2 separate regions of the Homo sapiens genome follow, and region 1 is linked to region 2. Evidence: chromatin loops called from intact Hi-C (ENCODE). Cell type or tissue: OCI-LY7. All regions are shown on one strand. Each heading gives the region's core, and the rest is flanking DNA. Links, peaks and the distances in the headings are about the cores only.

Evidence for each region. Hi-C counts contacts between places; a loop is a spot of excess contacts. Peaks named below come from ENCODE experiments on the same cell type or tissue, not always from the same donor. Only the 100,000 strongest peaks of a DNase experiment are listed, where the experiment ranks them.
Region 1: a loop joins it to region 2, with 2.2 times the contacts of the local background. A loop is called at or near these places in 2 of 110 quality-filtered maps.

What each region holds. Positions count from the first base shown.
Region 1 is chr6:169,983,897-169,995,163 of GRCh38, reverse strand. No RefSeq gene overlaps it. Among named protein-coding and RNA genes, the nearest start is that of LINC00242, 190 kb to the right of the region's middle. In OCI-LY7, for the core only: a CTCF peak has its summit at 4,737; a DNase peak (open chromatin) is centred at 4,963; H3K4me3 peaks cover 835 bases; H3K27ac peaks cover 849 bases.
Region 2 is chr6:170,083,949-170,095,215 of GRCh38, reverse strand. No RefSeq gene overlaps it. Among named protein-coding and RNA genes, the nearest start is that of LINC01624, 180 kb to the left of the region's middle. RefSeq lists enhancers at 3,052-3,553, 6,484-6,583. In OCI-LY7, for the core only: no CTCF peak of the experiment used is centred there; DNase peaks (open chromatin) are centred at 5,485, 5,885, 6,755 and 7,105; H3K4me3 peaks cover 2,229 bases; H3K27ac peaks cover 2,351 bases.

The sequences.
Region 1 (11,267 bases), core at 2,633-7,632, 100 kb after region 2:
GTGGTCCTGCTGGAAAGAATGGAAAACACTTACTGAGCATTTACTGTGTGCTGAGCTCCTTTACAGCATCTCTAGCCTCAAGTCAGGTCTAACAGCATTCCTTCTTTTTAGGTAGGCACTATCTCTTTGAGGGCCCCCATACCCTACAAAAGAGATGGCTTTCTCCATTTACAAAGGCGAACGCTGAGGTTCACTGTTAAGGCCTGGGAACAGCGGAGCAGGGAGGCACCGGGTGCTGGGTGTGGGTCTGGACTCTGTGCCTGCAGAGTTTGTGTTCTCTGCATTAGAGTCCTCGGCATAAACGAAGCCGCACACACACTCACTCGTGCATCTCTTTTGTTGTTGTTGTTGTTTTGTCTTTGTTCTTCCTTCTGAGTTATACAGAACCCTCCAACACATCTTTAAGCACCATCTGGAGCTTCAATTCAAACACATTTTTAAAAAAGATCTTTCAAATTATTTTGTCTGTAACTCCCAAAGGGCACCCCAATGGATCGATTGATGTTTCATCTGTTTTTAATACTGTAACATAAATAAAAGTTAATGCACTTTAGCACGCCACACAAGCCTGATTCAAAGAAACATCATTTACAGGCCTTGTTAGAGGCGTCTGCAGGGAGCCAGCAGGGAGCTAAGCCCACAGAATTCTGTTTGGGCCTGTGGCTCAGGGTCCTGACGGGGCCACAGGACGGCAGTGCTGTCAGGCTCCTGAGATGTTCTCTGAAGAGCTGGTCCCCAGGAGAGGCTGTGACCACGGGGCTCGGAAGGCCACCAGGGCAGGTGCACCCACATGGATGCTCAGTTGGAAAGGCTGGTGGAGGAGTGGCTCCCTCCTTCAAAACACGTTTGTGGTTGAGCTTCACCGCGCAGGCTGGTGCCCTTGTCCACAAAGGCCCCTGCTCCTGGATCACCCCACAGGGCCCAGAGCCTTCAGCACCTGGGCTGAGCCACCACTCAGGGTCACACCCATGGCTGGAGCTTCTGGCCACAGACACTGGGTGATGCGGCCTTCTAGTCTCCCACCCAGCAGTGAAGGGCAGGGGCTTGGAGGGGCCTGCAGCTCCATCCCCAGCTGCTTGGCATGCATTGTCCTATCGGCAAACCCACCGAGCTTAAAGCAGCTGCCGCCCCCACTCTCAGCACCACTTTGCTTTGTCCCGGCTGGCCCCGGGGGACTGTTCCCCTTCATGTTCAGAGTTAGGGCACGGTCAGGCCGTGGAGACAGCTCAGAGGCTAATGCCAAGGGGCCACACCAGGACAGCTTAGCTCGAGCCGGCACAGAGGGGCAAGCAGGGATACAGACAGACACCTTATCCGCATGGGAACGTACTGTCACTCCCAGAACTGTCCATTTGCTGACAAACCCATGTTTTCTCCATTTTAAACAGCACTGTCAGGATCAGGGGGATTTCACCAGGATGTGGCCCAGCCCAGGGCTGCAACCTGGTCAGGCTGGGCTGTGGGACTCACAGGAAAGAGAGAAAACCATGGGGCACAAGGCCAGGGTGAGGGAGTGGCTGTGGGACTCGGGTCCTCGGCCTCCAGGGGTCGTTTCTGAGACAGTCGGGTCCTTGGGTGGTGAAGCTTCAGACGCCTGCTCCATTTTACTTAAGAAGACCTTGATGGGGGCACCGGGCGCGGTGGCTCACGCCTGTACTTGCAGCACTTTGGGAGGCCAAGGTGGGCAGGTCATGAGGACAGGCGTTCAAGACCGGCCTGATCAACATGGTGAAACCCCATCTCTACTAAAAATACAAAAATTAGCTGGGCTTGGTGGTGTGTGTCTGTGGTCTCAGCTATTTGGGAGGCTGAGGCAGGAGAATCGCTTGAACCCAGGAGGCAGAGGTTGCAGTGAGCCGAGATCACACCATTGCACTCCAGCCTGGGCAACAGGGCGAGACTCTGTCTCAAAAACAAACAAACAAACAAACAAAAAACCTTGAGGGAAGGTGTGGAGCTATTGGCCCAGGATTGCACAATCGACCTGGGCCATGCTGGACCGGCTCAGCATTCTCAGGCACAGAAGCTCCGGCCGGTCCCCTGGTCCAAGGCTTCAGAACCTAGGAGCAACCCTGACCTCTGACCTCAGGCATGTGACAGGTTGTCTAGGACTGCGCCCTGGCAACGGGGCTGCAGACAAGACTGGCAGGGATGGCCTAGAGGCAGGGCGGCCTCAGACCAGCCCCACTCTCTGCAGCTCAGAAGGAGCAGAGGCCTCTCCCACACCACCCGGCACACCCGGAACCCCTGGGGCAGAGGGCCCACCTGCTTGGCCCATGGCCCGCCTGGCCGGGTGCTGGAGGGAGCCGCTGTCCTTCACCTTGGCCTCTGCATCTCTTCCACAGGGAGAGGCCATCAGGATAGCAAATCACCAGAGGGAAAGTAGGTCATTTCTGCTTCCTCACCCTGGCTGGGGCCTGGCAGAGAAAACACCCTGAGCGGCCTCTGTAGAGGGGGGCCTGTCCCGCGGCTCTGCCGGCCATGCCTGTGGGGCTGCCCCCGAGATCTGGGACAGGCACCTCAGTCTGGGACAGGAAGCCACCCGCCCGCTGCAGGCACCGCAGAAGGCTTTCCTCGTACTTCCTGTCCTGGACGGGCTGCGGGGAGGAGGCTAAGGGTGTACGTCTCACTGGGAAGCTCAACTCTATGCCCTTTGTATCTGAGGATGTCTTTACTTAGGGTGATAAATTATGCATTCAGCATTCTGCGTGAATTCACAGAGCTCATTCCCCCATCCTTCCTGCATTTCCCAGATCCCTGGTGACTTGGGCCTGATCAGTGTTCTGAGAGGCGTGTGGGGCACAGAGGAAGGGTGGGGTGGTACCTCAGAAACCTGCAGAAACTGGAACACTGGATTAGCCTGGGTTCTCCAGAGAAACAGAACGAAGTGGACATATACATAGACAATAAGGAGCTGGTTCACTGAGTCATGGAGGCAAAGTCCAAGATATGCCAGTGGCAACCCAGAGAGCTGCCGGCGTCAGTTCTCATCCCAGTTCTGTCTCTCAACCCTTTTGTCGTATTCAGGTCATCAACTGTTCAGACGAGGCCCACCACACCTTCCTCACGCTCAGGTTCAAACATCAGTCTCCCCCAGCAACACCCTCACAGACACACCAAGGCCCACACCTTTCTCATGCTCAGGTTCAAATGTCAGTCTCCCGCAACAACACCCTCACAGACACACTGGAATAATGCTTGACCAAGTATCTGGGCACCTCTTGGCCCGGTCAAGTTGACACAAAAATTTCACCCCCCTAAACACCACAGCAAGGAGTATGGGCTTTCCCTGGATCCTTCTTTCCTCACACTTGGAGAATCAGCTCATTGAGCTCCATAGAAAACTCTATTGGGACTTTGATTTGAATTGGGCTGAGTCTATAGATTCAAACTGGCTAAAATTGTCATTTCCTATCTATGAACATGATATATCTCTCCATTAATTTACACCATATAGGTGAGTATCTTTTACTCCTTGAAATAGGAAAGCTTATCTTAAAGAAAGCTAAATATAGAATGTTGGTAATTTGACCATATTTAAATTATAAACTTTTCTTCATCAAAAAACATCTTAAAAATTTCAGACTGGGAGATTTTGGAATACACGCAACTAAAAATGATAGATACCAAAGATCTTTTTTACAGACCTCTTCTGCAACGGAGTCCTTTCTTCTTGCTGCTGCAACAAATTTCCATGAATTTAGTGGCTTTAAAGAACACAAATTTATTTCCTTCCAGTTCTCAAGGTCAGAAATCCCGCCCAAGTCTTTGTGAGCGAAAATCCAGAAGTGGGCAGGGCTGGTTCCTTCTGGAGGCTCCTGGGAGAAACCCTCTCTGTGCTCTACCCCAGCCTCTGTCTGGTCTGTGCCTGGCCTTCTGGCCAGCCCGACCCTCCACCTCCCTCTTTTCCTTTTTATGGATGCCCGTGAGGACATCAGGCCCCCTGAATCATGTGGCAACACCTCCCTGCTCAGTGTCCTCGATTTAATGGCATTTGCACGGCCCCTCTTGCCACACAGGTGACACATTTCAGGTTCTGAGAATGGGCGTGGGCACCTTGTGGGCCGCTGTCCTGCAGACCTCACACCCACGAGGACCCTGAACAGCCCTGCAGGGTGATTGCAGAGGACACAGAAGGTGTTTCACAAATGAACTGGGCACCCACATGCGCTGCTCAGCCTGAGGCCCCATCCGACACCCATGGGACCTGCAGGAACAGAAAGTCTGGGTGTCCTGGTGTCAGGAGGGATGTGGGGCCATTTGCCTCCAAACCTTGAGGTCCGCGGTAGACTGGGCAGCCGCACTGGAAAGGACTTGGCACTCCTGCCTGGAGGGGGGCCAACCCTCACCCCTAACCCTGCGACTGCACCCGAAATCCCAGGGAAAGCGGGCAGGGCTACGTGGGCTGTGGAGGAGGCTCTGAGGCGGCTCTGAGTGGAGAGGGCCGCGCAGACTCAGGCACGATCCCCAGGCAGGGCCAATGCCTGGGTGGACCAGGAGTCATAGATGGGTGGACTTCAGGGGCTCAGCCTCCGTCCAGAGTAGCAAGTCCCAGGAGATTGCAGGCAACTGCCATCTCACACAATGGCAAATGGCTATAAAGAGAGTTAAATAGAATGTGAGAGCTAAAACCATATAAAAGGGAAAGTGAGGAAATAAAAGAGGCCAACATCTTGGCGGCGCTGCAGCTCCTGAGGTCGCCCGGTGCTTCCCGTGCCCTCGGAGCGCCTCCCACTGTGTGGGCTGAGATCGTCAGAGGTGCAGTTGTATGATGAAGAAAACACTCAGTGAGAATGCCGCTGTTACCCAGTGGCACTCTCAGTCGATGTGAGCAGAAAGCACACTGGTCCACAGACCTCTCTGGCGTTAACAAGAGGTCACTACACTCGGCTCCACTTCAAGTCACTGCCACAATCCACATAAACGGGAAGCTCCAAGGGGTAACCAGCGTGCAAGACGGGAGCCCATCACGTGAAGGGGCCTCATCCTTTATTTCCTGTAAAGCACACTCAGAAACCGACAATGCAAATCATCTTCCTGACAGGCCACACATGACATACAGACACGTGTTTATATTTTAAGGTAAGAAATGATCATTTTTACTTTATTCTAATAAGAGCTTCAGTTTTCCTTTAAATCATGCAGATAGCAAACTATTCAAAGCAGAGGGTGATAGGGGATTTCCGCTCCATCCAATCGTCCGTTTACTTCGATCTGGTTGACTGTGGGGTCTCATACTTGTGTGTGTTGTGTGTGTATGTGTGTGCATGTGAGTTTTATTGTGTGTACCTGTGTGTATGCATGTGTGTTGTGTATGCCCGTGTGTAATGTATATGCATATGCGTGTGTGCTCATGAGTGTTGTGTGTTGTGTACGTGTGTACATATGAGTGTGTTGTGTGTGCCTGTGTGTAATGTATATGCATATGTGTGTTTGCATTCTTGTGTGTGTTGTATGTGTGTAATGTATATGCACGTATGTGCTTGTGTGTGTCATGTGTGTGTGTATGTGTGTGTATGAGTTTTATTGTGTGTGCCTGTGTGTACTGTATAGGCATATGTGTGTATGTGAGGCTTGTGAGTGTGTATTATTGGAACACATGCATGTGTGTGAACATACAGGGGTGCATTTTGTGGACCGGGGACCACTGCGTGCAGAGCATTTCTGGGTGCTGAGGCATAGCACCAGAGGTCAGGGCCTGAGACCAGACACCCACAGAGGGGCCGACGGGCTGGCTGGCCTGAGCAGGTGCCAGGGGCCTGGTTTGGGGCTGGCCTGTTGGAGGTTAGAACCCAGCAGTAGCAGCTGAGGAAAGGGCGGGGAGACATCGGCTATTTGTGGCACTTCGCGTGGGGAGACAGAGTGCAGCCTGCTGGCCCTCGACACCATGAGAAAGGAACCACTCCGCACCTGCAGGTCCTGTGGAGGCTGCAGAGGTCCACGGGGCAGGTCCTTCTCTCAATTCATGTGTAATTTAAATGTGCCGCAGACACACACAAGGGTGGCCACAGGTCTGTGCGGATCAGAGAGGATGGGCTGCAGCACCAGCTGAGGACACGGCCAGGCCAGGAGGGCCGCGCACAGCCTGCCAGATCCAGGAACCTCTGGGTTAGCATCTCCAGACCAGCCTGGTGCTGGCTCCTTTGCTGACATGCACGTCCCAGCCCCACAGGGCTCATCCCGCCCAGCCAGGAGGTGGCCCGATGTGAACCCAAGAGTGTGATGGTGCCCGGCTGAGGGGGCCGTGGGAGGGGGAGGCCACTGGGTTGTGGGGAGGCTGAGCCTGGGGGAGCAGGACGGAGGCTGGCACCGGGTCGATCTTCAGGTGAGGAAGCCCTGGTCACAGGTCCAGTGCAAATCGGGGACCAGGGAGGCTGAGGCCATGAAGGAGGTGCCCGGTGTGCACATGGGAATGAATGAGGGAAGCTGTGCCAGGCATCGGTGCCAGTCAAACACTTGTTTTTCAGTGTAAATGTTCACAGAATTATGACGATGTGGTCTTGGAAGAGCAGGTCCCCCCGGACCCACCCTGTCGCTGGACATCACGGCCACTGTCCCCTCGGACCCACCCTGTCGCTGGACATGGCGGCCACTGTCCCTCCGGACCCATCCTGTCGCTGGACATGGCAGCCGCTGTCCCCTCGGACCCACCCTGTCGCTGGACATGGCGGCCACTGTCCCTCCGGACCCACCCTGTCGCTGGACATGGCAGCCGCTGTCCCCTCGGACCCACCCTGTCGCTGGACATGGCGGCCGCTGTCCCCCCGGACCCACCCTGTCGCTGGACATGGCGGCCGCTGTCCCCTCAGACCCACCCTGTCGCTGGACATGGCGGCCGCTGTCCCCTCGGACCCACCCTGTCGCTGGACATGGCGGCCACTGTCCCTCCGGACCCATCCTGTCGCTGGACATGGCAGCCGCTGTCCCCTCGGACCCACCCTGTCGCTGGACATGGCGGCCGCTGTCCCCCCGGACCCACCCTGTCGCTGGACATGGCGGCCGCTGTCCCCTCAGACCCACCCTGTCGCTGGACATGGCGGCCGCTGTCCCCTCGGACCCACCCTGTCGCTGGACATGGCGGCCGCTGTCCCCCCGGACCCATCCTGTCGCTGGACATGGCGGCCGCTGTCCCCTCGGACCCACCCTGTCGCTGGACATGGCGGCCGCTGTCCCCTCGGACCCACCCTGTCGCTGGACATGGCGGCCACTGTCCCCTCGGACCCACCCTGTCGCTGGACATGGCGGCCGCTGTCCCCTCGGACCCATCCTGTCGCTGGACATGGCGGCCACTGTCCCCTCGGACCCACCCTGTCGCTGGACATGGCGGCCGCTGTCCCCTCGGACCCACCCTGTCGCTGGACATGGCGGCCGCTGTCCCCCCGGACCCATCCTGTCGCTGGACATGGCGGCCGCTGTCCCCTCGGACCCACCCTGTCGCTGGACATGGCGGCCGCTGTCCCCTCGGACCCATCCTGTCGCTGGACATGGCGGCCGCTGTCCCCTCGGACCCACCCTGTCGCTGGACATGGCGGCCGCTGTCCCCCCGGACCCATCCTGTCGCTGGACATGGCGGCCGCTGTCCCCTCGGACCCACCCTGTCGCTGGACACCCCGTCTCTGAACACCCTGTCGCTGGACACTGGCCATTGTCCCAGAGCTCGCTGTGCTCAAGCTGCTCCCCAGGGGCTTCTCCAAGCCTTCGTCCCGCGGGTCCCTGAGCCTTCCTTCCCTCCGAGGCCCTGGGTGACCGGCTCTTCTCTCTGGCCAGCCCTTGTTGACGTCTGTCTCGTGACCTCACCTCGCAGAAGTGGCTCTCATGCCTGCTCCCCAGGGCACCCCCTGTGCAGAGCCCTGGCTCTGCGTCTCCCCAGCCGGGAACCTCGCCCTGGTGGTTCAGGGGCCCCCCAGACCCTCGGCACCACTCGTCCTCCCCCGACTGCCCATCCCCCAGGTGTGGGCCTCGGCAGGTGTGGGCCTCGGCAGGTGTGGGCCTCGGCAGGTGTGGGCCTCGGTGATAATGGGTGGGCCTGGGCAGGTGTGGGCCTCGGCAGGTGTGGGTCTCAGCAGGTGTGGGCCTCAGTGATAGTGGGTGGGCGGCCCTGGCTAGGGGGCGTGGCTCAGAGATGGCGGGGTCGCGGCCGGGGTGCCCGGGCCCGTGCTGCAATCCCTGCTCTCATCTGAGGAGCCTGTCCTGGAGAGGAGGAAGCGTGGGAATGCCCAGTGCTGCCTGGGGCAGGCGGCCACGGCTCTCCCCGGGGCTCTCGGCCTCGACTGAGCAGGCGGGTAAGACGGTCCATGAAAGCATGGCCCTGGGCCCTCGTGGACAGCCACTCCCAGTCCTCGCAGCCCCCGCATCTTTGTCAGACGTGCCCTGTGATGTCCTGTGCATGTTTCCTTGTGGCCGGCGCCTTTGGGTACATGTCGTGGGGAGCGGGTTCCGTCTTCATCTCTCGCCGGCTGCGGTCACAGCCTCTGCTGGAAAACCTCTCTGGACTCTGGCAGGTGCAGGCCGAGAGGGTGGCAGGAGGGACGGGGCCTCGGGATGGACAGCGGCCCTGGCTTCCTGCAGCTGAAGGAACCCCCAGAGAGCAGCAAGGGGTGGCTGGAGCAGAGGGCGGCGGCCCCAGGCCTCACCACAGCTGGGTGTCCTTGCATATAGGCATACACGGTGCAGGGGCTGTGGCAGCCTCAGGATCTGGACTCGCCGCCCGTGGATGCCACCACTGCCAGGCTGAGAGGGAGCTTAAACATTCACTCTCTTTTTCCAGAGTGTTCAGATCTGAAGTTTGAAATTCTTTCCTGCAGGTGTGGCCCTGACAGGGGCAGGTGGCGTCAGTCTGTTCTGCCTGAGACAGAGGTGGCCATTCCCGCGTGGGTCCCCGCCGCACACCTGTAGTGTCTGCCTCTTGAGGGGCACGTGGAGGACCCCGTCCTGTCAGAAAAGCTCTATAATGATGACCACCTGGCTCGCCCCTCTTCAGAATCTATTGTGGACTTTTGTCTTTGGTTTCCACCAAATGACTGTGATGGTGCTTCTGGCCACTGCATTATAGGTCATGCATGTCCTGCGGTGTCCCAGCACAAGTGGTTTTGTGCTGTCCCATAGGCCACGCTGTTTGAGGCTGAGCTGAGAGCTTAGAGGCCCCGCACTGCCCTGCCCTGTCTTCTGCTCATACCCTGACCCCAGCCTCCATCAACAACACCGAAGCTTCTACATGGAAAACCCAGCCAGGGTCTGAGTGCTTCTCCCCACACATCACTGCCATCCGCCCGGGGTCTCTCGCCGAGCTACTGCAAGCCCCACTGCCCTGTGCACTGGCCAGCACCACTTCCAGCACAGTCGGATTTGTGGGTCTGCAGCACCAAGCTCTCCATGGCATCTCCCCTCACTCAGAGTGGAAGCATGCAGGAAAACGTGCACGTGGGAAGGAAGACGCCTGCTTGGTGGTGGTAGCCGTGGTTTGAGACTTCCACATGAGAATCAGGGTCAGGGCTGCTCAGGAGCAGCCGGGCACGGGTCTGGGCTCGGGGAGAGGCGCGGGCTGTGGTCTCTCTGATGCGTGGCTGGTTTGCACGGCGGAGGCTGCATGGGGACTCCAGGGTGAGGAAGGACGGAAAGGCCGCCGTCTGTGTCACATCCATTCGCTGCCTTTGTGTCCTGGAGGGTGCGTGGAGCCGTTTCTGAGCTGCTGTTCAGTCCCTTGTGTATCAGGGATTTGCTGATCCCCACTCAGGCCAGGACCGTGTCAGGCGCCCATGGCCACAGCCTGAGCAGGATGGACCTGCCGGCACCGCTGGGACGGAGCCCCTGCCCCAGGCTGAGAAGCAAGTGGAAGGTTCCGGCAGAGCAGGCGCCAAGCCCTCACCCTGGCCTCTCCACAGTCCCGCACGGGCAGAGCCAGCGAGCCGGGCAGAGCCAACGAGCCAGGCACGAGCCTGGTTCTCTGAAAAAGCGCAAAGTGTACAGCCTCTTTAAATCTGAAATAACATAGACATAAGGGTGCTTATCTCTACTTGATTCAAATGGGGTAAGAGTCAGGAAATGTCCTCTCAGAAACGTGCAGCTCCTATGCCTGCCACTTAGCAGTGGCCCCGGCGCTGAGGGCCTTGAATCCCTGTCCAGCTGGGGAGGCGCCGCCCTGAGCTGCATGTGAGGAAGGATTGGCAGCTGTCCCAGGCCCTGCGACTAGGGGCGGCAGGTCCTAAGTCCTGGTCCGTGTACCAAACCTGACTCGTCTGGGCCACACGCCTCTCTAAGGAGGAGGCCTCCTGGAGAGGTGGCCAGGGTCTCCCACCGCCCAGAGGCCTACAGCACACAGGACACGTGGGAGCGGAGAGGCGGCCAGCGTCTCCCACCGCCCAGGGGCCTACAGCACACAGGACACGTGGGAGCAGAGAGGCGGCTCAGTGACTCCATTCGGGGCTTAGGGGAGTGAGGCCGTGGCCGCCTGCCAGGCCGAGCCACCTTCTCCCTCAGCCTGAGAGATCCCTGCAGCAGACACTGCTCCCAGTCTCAGGGGACCCAGCAGACAGCATCCGGAAGCCAGCCAGAAAGGCAGGGAAAACAGGTCCCATTTTAGGTGAGGCGGCTGAGGCTCAGAGAGGGTGCAGGAACTGCCTGAAGCCAACCAGCAACAGCAGCCATTCCCCGGGGCTGGGACCCCACCTGCCCTGACCACTGTCTGCCTGTGGCCTGCAGGAGGGAGGGGCTTCCCTCGTTCACATGGGTGGGGGCAGTGGCCGCCCCACACTCTTTCTAGGGGCTGTAAAGGCATTAAGCCTTTTCGAGTGGGCCACGCCGGCCACTCGAATGCACTTTATGTTCCAACGAGGTGACCACGTCCACAACCCAACCAAATGACAGAGGCAAACCTTCGCGGAGTGTCTGCTAAAATCAGGCAGACGGGGCCACTCGGCCGCTGCCCAAGGAACCCAGGGGCCCTCGTCACCCTGGAGCTGCTCAGATCTGGACGAGCAGGGTACCGCGGGGCACTTCCTGAAACCTGGGGACAGCTCTTCCTGAGAATGAAAATGAAAATATCACACAAGGGCCTGAAGCCTCAAACTTCAGCCCAGCATATTCAAATCAAAGAGCTGACCAGGTGGGCTAAAAGCAGCTCATCTTGGGAGATGGGTCTGAACTCACCGCCATGTTCCTCCCAGACAAGGGACAAAAGGAGGCAGAAGGAGCTCAGGTCAACACAGAGGGGGTCCTGAAAGACGAAGCCCTCTGGCTGGCACGGGCCTCCTGCCTTGGCGATCTGGAAA
Region 2 (11,267 bases), core at 2,790-7,789:
GAACATGGAAGGCAGCAGGCAAGAGCATCCCCTTCTCCGAGAAGAGCCCTCAGTCCTATTTCCACCCCTTCGAACACCAGCCCTGCCTCCCCTCCAGCCCAGGATGGGTAGACGCAGGCCTGCAGTGCCTGGCTCAGATGCTCGTGGAGTCCAGTCTCCTGCCCACAAATTGCTGTGTCCAATAGCAGCCCATCCATCGGGACCACGGCCATCTCCGCACTTCAGACAAAGCTCCTCCTCCTTGATTAAGTGGGAATGGAGGGCCAGTTTCAAAGGCAATGAGCCTTCCCAAAGCAAAGGACTTAGGATTCCCAGGTAGGGGGTCCCTGGCCTCCCAGCCACCAGGGTGACTCCTGACTGCTGAACCAAAGCTGGGGTCAGATGCCACACGTGAAACATGGCAGGAGGTGTCTGGCTGGCTGGCAGGGGAGTCTGTGCCTATTCTCTTCTTCAAACTATAAAAAATACAACAAATTCAGCAGCCCAGAGGGAATAAGAGAAAGACCCTTCACTCCTCCCCACTGTGGGGTGTAGATGCATGCAGTACACTGAGAGGTTCCGGCTCCTGGCCTGCCCGTCCCCAGCCCCAGCTCAGGAACTGGTTCATCTGCAGGCCCTAGGAGCTCAGCCATGGCTCCCAGCGCGTGGTGGCTGATGGGCAGAGCTCGGATGGTCTGGGTGTGAACCGGAATGGAAGGAGCTCAGCCATGGCTCCCAGCGCGTGGTGGCTGATGGGCAGAGCTCGGAGGGTCTGGGTGTGAACCGGAATGGAAAGAGCTCGGCCGTGGCTCCCAGCGCGTGGTGGCTGATGGGCAGAGCTCGGACGGTCTGGGTGTGAACCGGAATGGAAGGAGCTCGGCCGTGGCTCCCAGCGCGTGGCGGGCTGTCCTGGGATGCTGGGACCTGCAGTCAGCTGCCACTCTGGTCCCAATGGTTGGGGGACATGAGGCTGGTTCAGGGGGAGGTTTGGGAACAAGGGGAGTTGGGGAGCAGGCGCCGCGCCAGGTGGGAGGTGGAGCCTAGCACGGCAGTGCTGCTGAACACCAGCTACAGTTCCCTGAGGGTCACCCAGCCAGTCCATGCCTGCTGCAGAGAGGCCTGGGGCCAGGCTCGCCTGCTGGACAGAGACCCCTCTGGGAGAAGGTGAGTTTCTGGGAGCAGGGGCCTCCCAGCCAGGCCCTCCCAGGCTGTGGTTCTGATCGAGCCTGCCTCCCCCACTCCCCTGCAGCCCATTGCAGCTGGCTCAGGCCAGTGGACTGGACCAGAGCTGAAATCCCGGAGCCCTTCATGAGTCCCAGACGCTTGGCAGGCCCTACAGCCAGGCCAAGGCACACACGTTTGTTCTAACTGTGGATCTGGTGTCTGTGGGCAGAGCATAGGCTGCGAGGGACTCAGGCCGTGTTTGGTCCAGCAGCAGAGACGTTGCCTCGGGGATGAGGCAGACGGCACCAGAGCTCCCCAGGGCCAGGGCAACAGGGGAAGAGGCAGCATGCCTGGGGCCTCCAGGAGGCAGACAGGCTGGGCCTGCGGCTGCGCTGACACCCACGTGCCTTTCCAAGGTGCTGACCTGCAGAGGAGCCAGGGGAGCCATTCGACGGGAGGAGACCCCATCCATTCCCTCCTCAAACTGCTCCGTGCAACCTGGGAATGACTCTGAACTCGTGTGCCCTTGAGGGTGGGAGCAGGGACTGCAGAGGCTCCTGGCTGGGGAAGGACGTCAGTGGCTCTGGTGGCAGATCGGTTAGAGCCCCGCGGTGGAGACAAGCTGCCGCCCAGAGAATCGTGCTGCCTCATGCTCCCAGCAGAGGCGGGCGTGCTGGTGGGAGGATTCCCCGTTTATTCCAGACACCCTCCGTGGGCTCATCTTTTCCACAACACAGCCCAGGAGGGAAGGAAATCGCAGTTCATGCTATAGACACGAAAGAGATCGTGACAGCTGCGATACGAATTCCTAGTTAGCCACCTTGCTGGTCCAGGAAAGACAGCAGAAACAGAATAAAGGAAAGCTAGAAAGCAAACAAAACAAAGCAATGTCAAGCCCGCAGTTGGCTGTTGTGAGCTTCTGTGGTGCCATTGTGAGCTGCGTGGTGCCGTTGTGAGCTTGTGTGGCGCCGTTGGGAGCTGCGCGGTGCCGTTGGGAGCTGTGCGGCGCTGTTGTGAGCTTGTGTGGTGCTGTTGGGAGCTGCGTGGTGCTGTTGGGAGCTGTGCGGCGCTGTTGGGAGCTGTGCGGCGCTGTTGTGAGCTTGTGTGGTGCTGTTGTGAGCTTGTGTGGTGCTATTGTGAGCTTGTGTAGTGCTATTGTGAGATTGCATTGCATTGTTGTGAGCTGCATGGTGCTGTTGGGAGCTGTGTGGTGCTTTTGTGAAGTGCATGGTTCTGTTGTGAGCTTCATGTTGCTGTTGTGAGCTTGTGTGCTGTTGTGAGCTTGTGTGGTGCTGTTGTGAGCTGTGTGGTATGAGCTTGTGTGGGGCTGTTGTGAGCTTGCATGGCATTGTTGTGAGCTGCGTGGTACTGTCGTGAGCTGTGTGGTGCTGTTGTGAGCTTGTGTGGTGCTGTCGTGAGCTGCGTGGTACTGTCGTGAGCTTGTGTGGTGCTGTCGTGAGCTGTGTGGTGCTGTTGTGAGCTTGTGTGGTGCTGTTGTGAGCTTGTGTGGTGTTATTGTGAGCTTGTGTGGTACTGTCATGAGCTGTGTGGTGTTGTCATGAGCTGTGTGGCGCTGTTGTGAGCTGTGTGTTGCTGTTGTGAGCTTGTGTGGTGGTGTGAGCTTGTGTCGTGCTGTTGTGAGCTGTGCGGTGTTGTGAGCATGTTTGGTGCTGTCACGAGCTATGTGGTGCTATTGTGAGCTGTGTGGCGCTGTTGTGAGCTTGTGTGGTGCAGTTGTGAGCTGTGTGGTGCTGTCGTGAGCTGTGTGGTGCTGTCGTGAGCTGTGTGGTGCAGTTGTGAGCTGTGTGGTGTTGTCGTGAGCTGTGTGGTGCAGTCGTGAGCTGTGTGGTGCAGTCGTGAGCTGTGTGGTGCAGTCGTGAGCTGTGTGGTGTTGTCGTGAGCTGTGTGGTGCTGTCGTGAGCTGTGTGGTGTTGTCGTGAGCTGTGTGGTGCTGTCGTGAGCTGTGTGGTGTTGTCGTGAGCTGTGTGGTGCAGTTGTGAGCTGTGTGGTGCTGTCGGGAGCTGTGTGGTGTTGTCGTGAGCTGTGTGGTGCAGTTGTGAGCTATGTGGCGCTGTCGGGAGCTGTGTGGCGCTGTTGTGAACTGTGTGGTGTTGTGAGCTTGTGTGGTGCTGTTGTGAGCTGCGTGGTGCTGTCGTGAGTTTGTGTGGTGTTGTGACTGCCCAGGGTGACGCAGCGTTGACCGATGATGAGGCACCTGATACAGATAAGTCCTAACATATTCCCTGGTGCAATTTACCAGAAAGGCTGAAAGGCTGGGCCGCACTGCAGGGTCCCTCACCAAGGGAAAATCTCCCCAGGGCATGGATGGGGTTTCCGGCTGTGTCACGTGGCTCCTGCCACCACTCAGTGAAGCCCTAAGGGTCCTCTGGCTTTAGAGTTTGATAATTTGCTCCGATTGCCTCTAACAGAGGGCCTGTCTCCATCCACCCCATCACCACAGGTGGGTCAGTCGCTCCAGGTGGGACAGACATCGGCTGCACAAGGACCACGGCAAATCTGCCCCCAGGACGCTTCCAAAGAGGGCAGTGGGGTCACTCAGTGCCCGTGAACGCTCAGGGTCACTCAACGTCTGTGAACGCTCAGGCACCATGCTGAGTAGCCACCAGGTCAGCAGCCCCGGGTGCGGCCCCCAGACAGGAAGGGTGGGCTCCTGCTTTAGCCTGGCATTGTCTTTGCTTCTGTTCTTCCTTCTGGTGACTTCCACCTTGGAACCTGGGAGCTGGAACGGTGCACACCCCAGTGTTGTCAGAAACATCCTCCAAAGCCTCCATACACTGCTCCCCTTGGAAGGACAGGAAGAGGCTCTATCTCCGACTCCCTGAGGGATCTCACCCCTGCTGGGCAGGTAAGTGGCAGACCTGGGACAGAAGACTGTGAAAAGTGGCAGAGGCCAGGAGCAGGGCAGGGAGCAGGGCAGGGGGCAGGGCAGGGGGCAGGGAGCAAGGCCGGGAGCAGGGCAGGGGGCAGACCAGGGGGCAAGGCCGGGAGCAGGGCCGGGAGCAGGGCCGGTGTCCGGCATTAAGTGGCAAACATGCTCACGGGAAGTGTAGCTCTGGGCACAGGACTCACAGCCAGTAAATGAGCCAAATCCCTCATTTACACCATTCACAAAACTGGATCCCACTGAGGTTAAAGCTCTAAGCAGAGAAACAAGAATTCCAACGTGACGGGAGAAAGAAGAGTGTCCGTATGGTCCTGCGGGCAGAGAGCATCTTCTTGCATATAACAGAAAAACTGGCACAAAAGAAAAGAACCATGAGTACGACAGCATCAATATGATGGGCGTGTAGAGAAGCCTCGAGACACGAGTAGCAGAGTGAGACCGACTGTTCGTAGGAAGGGGCTGGCACAGTGGGTGAATCCAATAGCACTTCACAGGTGCGAGAAGACAATTCCTCCGCTGTGGGGAGAACACACAGCTGTGAAGAAAATGGCCAAAGAAATATGAGCAAAACTTACAAAAGCAGAAATGCAAATTACCAAGAAGCATTTAAAAGCTGCACAATCTCACAACAGATCAGGGAACTGCAATGGAAAACAGTCTGATTTTTTTCCCATTAGATTAGAAGAAATGAAAACGTTTAATGTCAAACATTAGAGGAAATTGGTGCATAAATGGTTTTTTAAAAAGTCAGAATTCGTCATCTCAAAATAAATTCATCAAATTGATTACATTAAAATTGCACTGACTCTGTGATGCATCAGTTTCTTTTCTCAGCATTTACCCTAGGGAAGAATGGACGATGAGCAGGGGATGATGAGCAGGGAAGCAGCTGAAACATTGGCAAGGCAGAGACCACGGCAGAGGCCACGTCAGAGACCACAGTGGAGGCCATGTCAGAGACCATGGCAGACGTCATGACAGAGGTCATGCCAGAGATCCCCTGGGAGCAGAGGGAGTGCCCACCCGCAGGACGTGGGGGAGCAAGGCTGCAGCTGTGGGGAGCACTTGGGCACATCACAGCGTGGGCATGGCAGACGAAGACATGCAGGCCACACGCAGGAAGGCACAAACGCACCGGTCACAGTGTCAGGGGAGCACTGGGTGGTGTCACAAGGGATGTGAGCTTTTGTCTGTTGTGTGTCTGTATGTGTGTTTTAACAGTAAGATTGGGTTCGGGCAAAATCTAAGGGAATAAAAAGCAGGGGAGTGGCTGTGTGTGAATCTGGAGCACAGGTGGCCATGCAGTGACATTAAAATTAGGTCAAAGGAAAGACTAGAGCCAGGGGCGAAGGCGGGAGCGTGGTAGGAAGTGGGGACGGCCTGGCCAAGGCCCCGCCAGACCACAAAGCTCAGGCCCAGACCGCAGAAGGCCGATAAGAGCGTTCCGGAAATCAGCTCTGTCTCGGAAAGAGCCAGGCCCATGGGCTCCTGGCCGTGGGCAACCAAGGCTGAGTCAAAGCCACGTTCTCAAGAGAATCCAGTGCAATTATGCAGAGACTCATTTAAAATGACAAGTACTTTTTAAAAGTCACTCTCTGAAAATGACATTCAAACCAATTATCATTAAGGGAAGATGTAAGTTAGCTTTGTTTAAAAAAAAAAGAAGGTGGAGAAGAATAAAAATCTGTTTTTAGATACTTTGTATGTTGCAGTTTAGAAATACTCCTGCTGAATAAAACCTACAGGAAATGGAAGCAGAGGCGTGTGCAGCCAGCTCAGGAGGGAGGAGGTGAGCTTTGCTTTGCCTGAGTGCTGGTGAGATTTTGCCACCGATGCCGTGATGCATGGAGACCCTGGCTCAGTGAGTCCCCAGGGGAAGCCAGCAGCAGGAGGAAGCCTCAGATCGCAGTTTTTTTTTTTTTTTTTTTTTTTTTTTTTTTTTTTTTTTGGTGATAGAGTCTCGCTCTGTCCCCCCAGGCTGGAGTGCAGTGGCTCCATCTCGGCTCATTGCAACTTCCAACTCCCAGGTTCAAGCAATTCTCCTGCCTCAGCCTCCTGAGTAGCTGGGACTATAGCACCAACCACCACGCCTGGCTAACTTTTTTTAGAGACAGGGTTTCACCATGTTGCCCAGGCTGGTCTCTAACTTTGAGCTCAAGCAATCCGCCCGCCTCGGCCTCCCAAAGTGCTAGGATTACAGGCGTGAGCCACCGCACCCAGCCCAGCTGGTGTCTCATCAGACGTGCAGAGCTGCCTGCACCAAGTGGGACCTTTGCCCCTCCCCGGGGAGCCTACACTGCCGCCCGGCGGGGACAGTCCAGGGCCAGATGCCTGTGAAAGAGGGCGAGGCACGGCCCCAAAGCCTTGGCTGTCAGGATTCCAGGCCCAAGAGGAAGCGGCCGCCCATGTGCCGGGTGAGGTGATGTCTCGTGGCTGCTCAACAGGAGGCCCCGGCACGGATGGTCCTCGCCCTCACACGTGGGCTCAGTTACGTACACACATGTGCCTCATCACACACTGAGCAAACTCCACCGCGGTCAGCCTGCACGGGGACCAGCCCCCGAAGGCCCCTCACAAACACTTATGCCAGAGGCTAGGGGGGTACAGCAGGGTTACCTGCAGGCCCAGAAACCTCTCGGTGTGGCTCGTGTTAGGCCCCGTGGCTTCTTGCACTGAGGCCACGCTCCTGGCTGGGGCCTTGGGGTGAGTGTAGCGTAAATGGCCACCTGCAGGAGGAACCTGTTGGCTCCGTGGCCCAAGACTCTGTTCTTCCGAAAACTCACAGGCTGATTGTTGAGTGGTTGGTCCGTGCACCATCTGGGAGCTGGGGCTGCGGTGGGGGCCCGCGCACCTCTGGCCGTCCTCCTGCGCTCCAGCAGCCCCTTCCCGTCTCCTGTCCCTCTCCCCGCTCACTCCCAGCCCCACAGTCACACCCAGGCTCCCTTCCCAGCTCTGCTCCCACCAGCGGCACCTCACAGCCACGTCAGCTCTTTCTCCTTCGTGCCGAGCCTGTTGTCTACAGACTTCCTCAGGCTGTGGCCGCGGGGTTTCGCGGGCCGACGCTCACCACATCCTGTCCTTTGCCTGTTTTCTCCCTCCCAAGGGCAAGCGCCGCTGCCCCGGCCCCGAGCTCAGCCACAACCTGTGCTGCCGCCCACCCCACGGCCTCCCGTTCCCGCCACACCACGCTCCTCCCACCGCAGGGTCTCCCGGTCCCCACCCACACCACGCTCCTCCCACCCCACGGCCTCCGGGTCCCCCCCACACCACGCTCCTCCCACCCCACGGCCTCCGGGTCCCCCCCACACCACGCTCCTCCCACCCCACGGCCTCCCGGTCCCCCCCCACACCATGCTCCTCCCACCGCGGGGCCTCCGGGTCCCCCCACACCACGCTCCTCCCCCCACACCACGCTCCTCCCACCCCACGGCCTCCGGGTCCCCCCCACACCACGCTCCTCCCACCGCAGGGCCTCCGGGTCCCCCCCACACCACGCTCCTCCCACCCCACGGCCTCCCGGTCCCCCCCCACACCACGCTCCTCCCACTGCAGGGTCTCCGGGTCCCCCCACACCACGCTCCTCCCACCGCAGGGTCTCCGGGTCCCCCCACACCACGCTCCTCCCACCCCACGGCCTCCGGGTACCCCCACACCACGCTCCTCCCACCCCACGGCCTCCGGGTCCCCCCACACCACGCTCCTCCCACCCCACGGCCTCCGGGTCCCCCCACACCACGCTCCTCCCACCCCACGGCCTCCCGGTCCCCCCCCACACCACGCTCCTCCCACCGCGGGGCCTCCGGGTCCCCCCACACCATGCTTTTCCTTGGCAGCCTCAGCCTCATTCCTTTCCTCTAAACCTCCACACTCGGCCTCCCCTGCTGAGGCTCCCGGACGTTTCATGACCTTTTAACAGTGCGATGCTCCCTTCCGTTCCACGGGCCGGCCTTGTCCACGCCCTTCCCCGAGCTTGGCCGGTGCTGTTCCCCAGCCTGGGGCCGCCCTGCACCCTTGGCCACGTGTAGCTCCCTCCAAGGGTCCAACTACACGGTCCTGGCTCTTTCTCGAAGCCTCCCCTGCCCCTTCCTTCCCACGCAGGTCCCTTTCCTCTACACAGTTGGACGTGTTGTCCCGTGCCCTCCTTTCCCCGCATTTCCTCGTCTTTCCTCGTGGACAGTGAGCTTCGTGCGGAGGGGAGTGCGGGCCCTGCGGGTCCTGGTGCTGCTGAGCGCAGCACTCGTTCTGCGGTGGACACTCCAGGCGGCTTTCCCAGAGGAGGGGGCATGGCGGGAGCGGGCCTATGGGTTGGGCGTGGATCATAAAGCTCCCTTCTGCCCAGAAGCTTCAACTCTAGACGGGCGTTGGAGTTTGTTCCATTTGTACCAGCGACGTGGCGTTCCCTGCCTCTCCTGCTACGGGGTGGCTGCCTCCCCACGGCTTGCCCTATCCCTCCTGCCGCCCCTTCTGCCTTCCCCGCCTGCTCCCCGCTCGGTCCTCCCTGGCTTCTTGCTGCCCACGCCAACCATCACCTCTGGTCGCCCTCCATGGGCTGGACAGAGACTGGACGTGGTGTTTTTCTGTGTGAAATGTACCCTTTAAGATGTTCTATAAATATAAATAATTATCATGAAGACAGTTGGAATCATTTAATTGAAAAATAAAAATGATATTAATGATATTGTTCTAACCACCAACAATTTTTTTTAAACTTATGTAAGTAGAATTCTATTTTCAGAAAATGGAAAGATTAATTTGTGGCTCCGTTACCACAATAGTCTCTTGAAGTCTTGGGCCTGAGAAGGAAAAGTAGGTCATTCAAAATCTAGCACAATGATCTTGCAAGAGGCTAGGAATGGAAAAATTCAAGAAACATTTTAATCCAAACATCTTTTATTCTCGAATCAAAACAATGATTTCATGGAAGAGGCAGGAGAGGTATTGAGTCCTTGTTTGGTTCTTTTTTTCCACACATATTTATCGAATGGGCTCTGGGCCAGGCAATGTGTGTTACACAGTCTGGGCTCTTGACAGAACAGAGGGGACAAGACAATAAATATTGTGTGAAAAGGAGAACATGAGAAAAAACGGTGGGAGCAAAGAGAATGGAAACATGGACCTGGGGAGCCACAGAAAGCCCTCAGGGCCAGGGCTCCCCCATATCCTGACAGGTGCGGGGCCGGCATGGATGCCGCGGTGGGGAGGACGGTGCAGTGGGTGGGACTGAGGCCCAGAGCGCAGCCTCACGGCTGAGAAGAGGCCTGGAAGGAGGAGCTGGAGACACCCCACTTTCCGAGAATTTCCCTCTGAGCGTCCTGTGTTCCCTCTACGTGGAGATAATGCTGCCGTGTTTGCATGCAGGAGTCGCCTTCAGCAGTAAAGCACCTCCCTGTGTCTATGGAAGTGTCTTCCACGCTCACCTGATAGAGTTCGGAAGCAGAACACACAGCCCGTGCAGCCGTCCGCAAAGCCGCTTCTGTCTCAGCACCAGCTCATCAGGGCAGCCCAGCACTCGGGCAGCTCCGCCTTGGGGAGAGTCCACACAAATGTGCTTCACTTTTAAATACTCAACAGAGGAAGAGATCAGGACACTTCTGGAAGATTGGCTGGGTTGCGGCAGATGGTTTTGGTAAATGCCAGACCTTTAACTCAGTGAAACGGCAAAGTCGGGAAGAAGAACCCACTGGCAGTGTTTGGAGTCACCCTCAGCCATGGACATGAACTCAGGGACGGATGGTGCTGGCACCTTCATGAGCAGAGCTGGTCCCAAACAGCAGGAGAAATCGTTGGAAGGGTGACTTCCCCAGAGCTCCCGGGAATACTGGAATTCAGGCCTCTCACCCCAGCATTGCGTAAGGTGTATAATTAACTGAATATACACAACACACACAGACGCTTAAATCTGGGGACTTTCCTTTAACACTGAAGATATCTGGTTACTCACTGCAGATATCCTCGCACCATCCCAGAGGTGACCAATGCCCTATTTTCCTTCTGGGGTGACATGAGTTCTTGGGGGCACTTCCCTCTGGGCTCAGGTATTCTTATTTCTAAGGCTCCACTTTCTGCTCCCATCTTCAGACGCACCCAGGGAAACTCTCTGGGCTTTGTCGTAAATGAATGGCCTCTCTCCTTTATGACCCTGGTCTCACCCTCCTGCCTTCCAGGTGGCCATGGGATGCCCGTCCTCTTTCTCACCCAGACTCTCTCTCAGGCCCCGGTGTGAGCTGCATCTTCTGAGGCCGCCGTCTCCCTGCTCCTGTGTGATTTGCTGCTTCTCCTGTTGTCTGGGAGTCTCACTCTGTCACCCAGGCTGGAGTGCAGTGGCGTGATCTTGGCTCACTGCAGCCTCTGCCTCCTGGGTTCAAGTAATTCTCCTGCCTCAGCCTCCTGAGTAGCTGGGATTACAGGCACCCCACCATGCCCGGCTAATTTTTTTATTTTTAGTAGAGATGGGGTTTCACTGTGTTGGCCAGGCTGGTCTCAAACTCCTGACCTCAAGTGATCCGCTCGCCTTGGCCTCCCAAAGTGCTGGGATTGCAGGCGTGAGCCACCGTCCCTGGCCTCCCAAAGTTCTGGGATTGCAGGCGTGAGCCACCGTCCCTGGCCTCCCAAAGTGCTGGGATTGGAGGAGTGAGCCACTGCGCCCGGCCTCCCAAAGTGCTGGGATCACAGGCGTGAGCCACCGTGCCCGGCCACATTCAGCCTTTTTTTCAGTGATTCTCCCAAGGACTATGTTGCCCACATCAGTTCTCCACCAACCTCTGTTAGATCACTCAATCCTGTATTAAAATGGCGTGAATTACTGATGTCCCTTGCAGGTTGAGAGGCAGACACGCTTGGTGGTGCTGGGGGCGCCCATATGCGGAGTCAGACGTCCAGGATCTGAGTCCCGGCTCTTCCGTTCGTCAGCCAGAGGCCTCTGAGGGGTCTGCTTTGCCTTCGTGTGCCTTGGTCTCCCCATCTGTGAAACGGGGAGATGCTAGGACCCATCTCATAGGGTTTTCGAGGGGCTGAGTGAGTTAACACACAGAAGCATCAGACAGTTCCAGCCCACAGTTGGTGCTGGTCTCAACACTCTGACGGTCCAGAGCAGGGGTAGGCCAAGCTCCACCTGAAGTTGTGTTTTCAATCCACTAATTAATGCATAAAAATATGGCCCCTGCTTTTAGGTGCAGACACAGCTGTGGGTGCCAGTGACATGGTCACGAGGGCGGCTTGT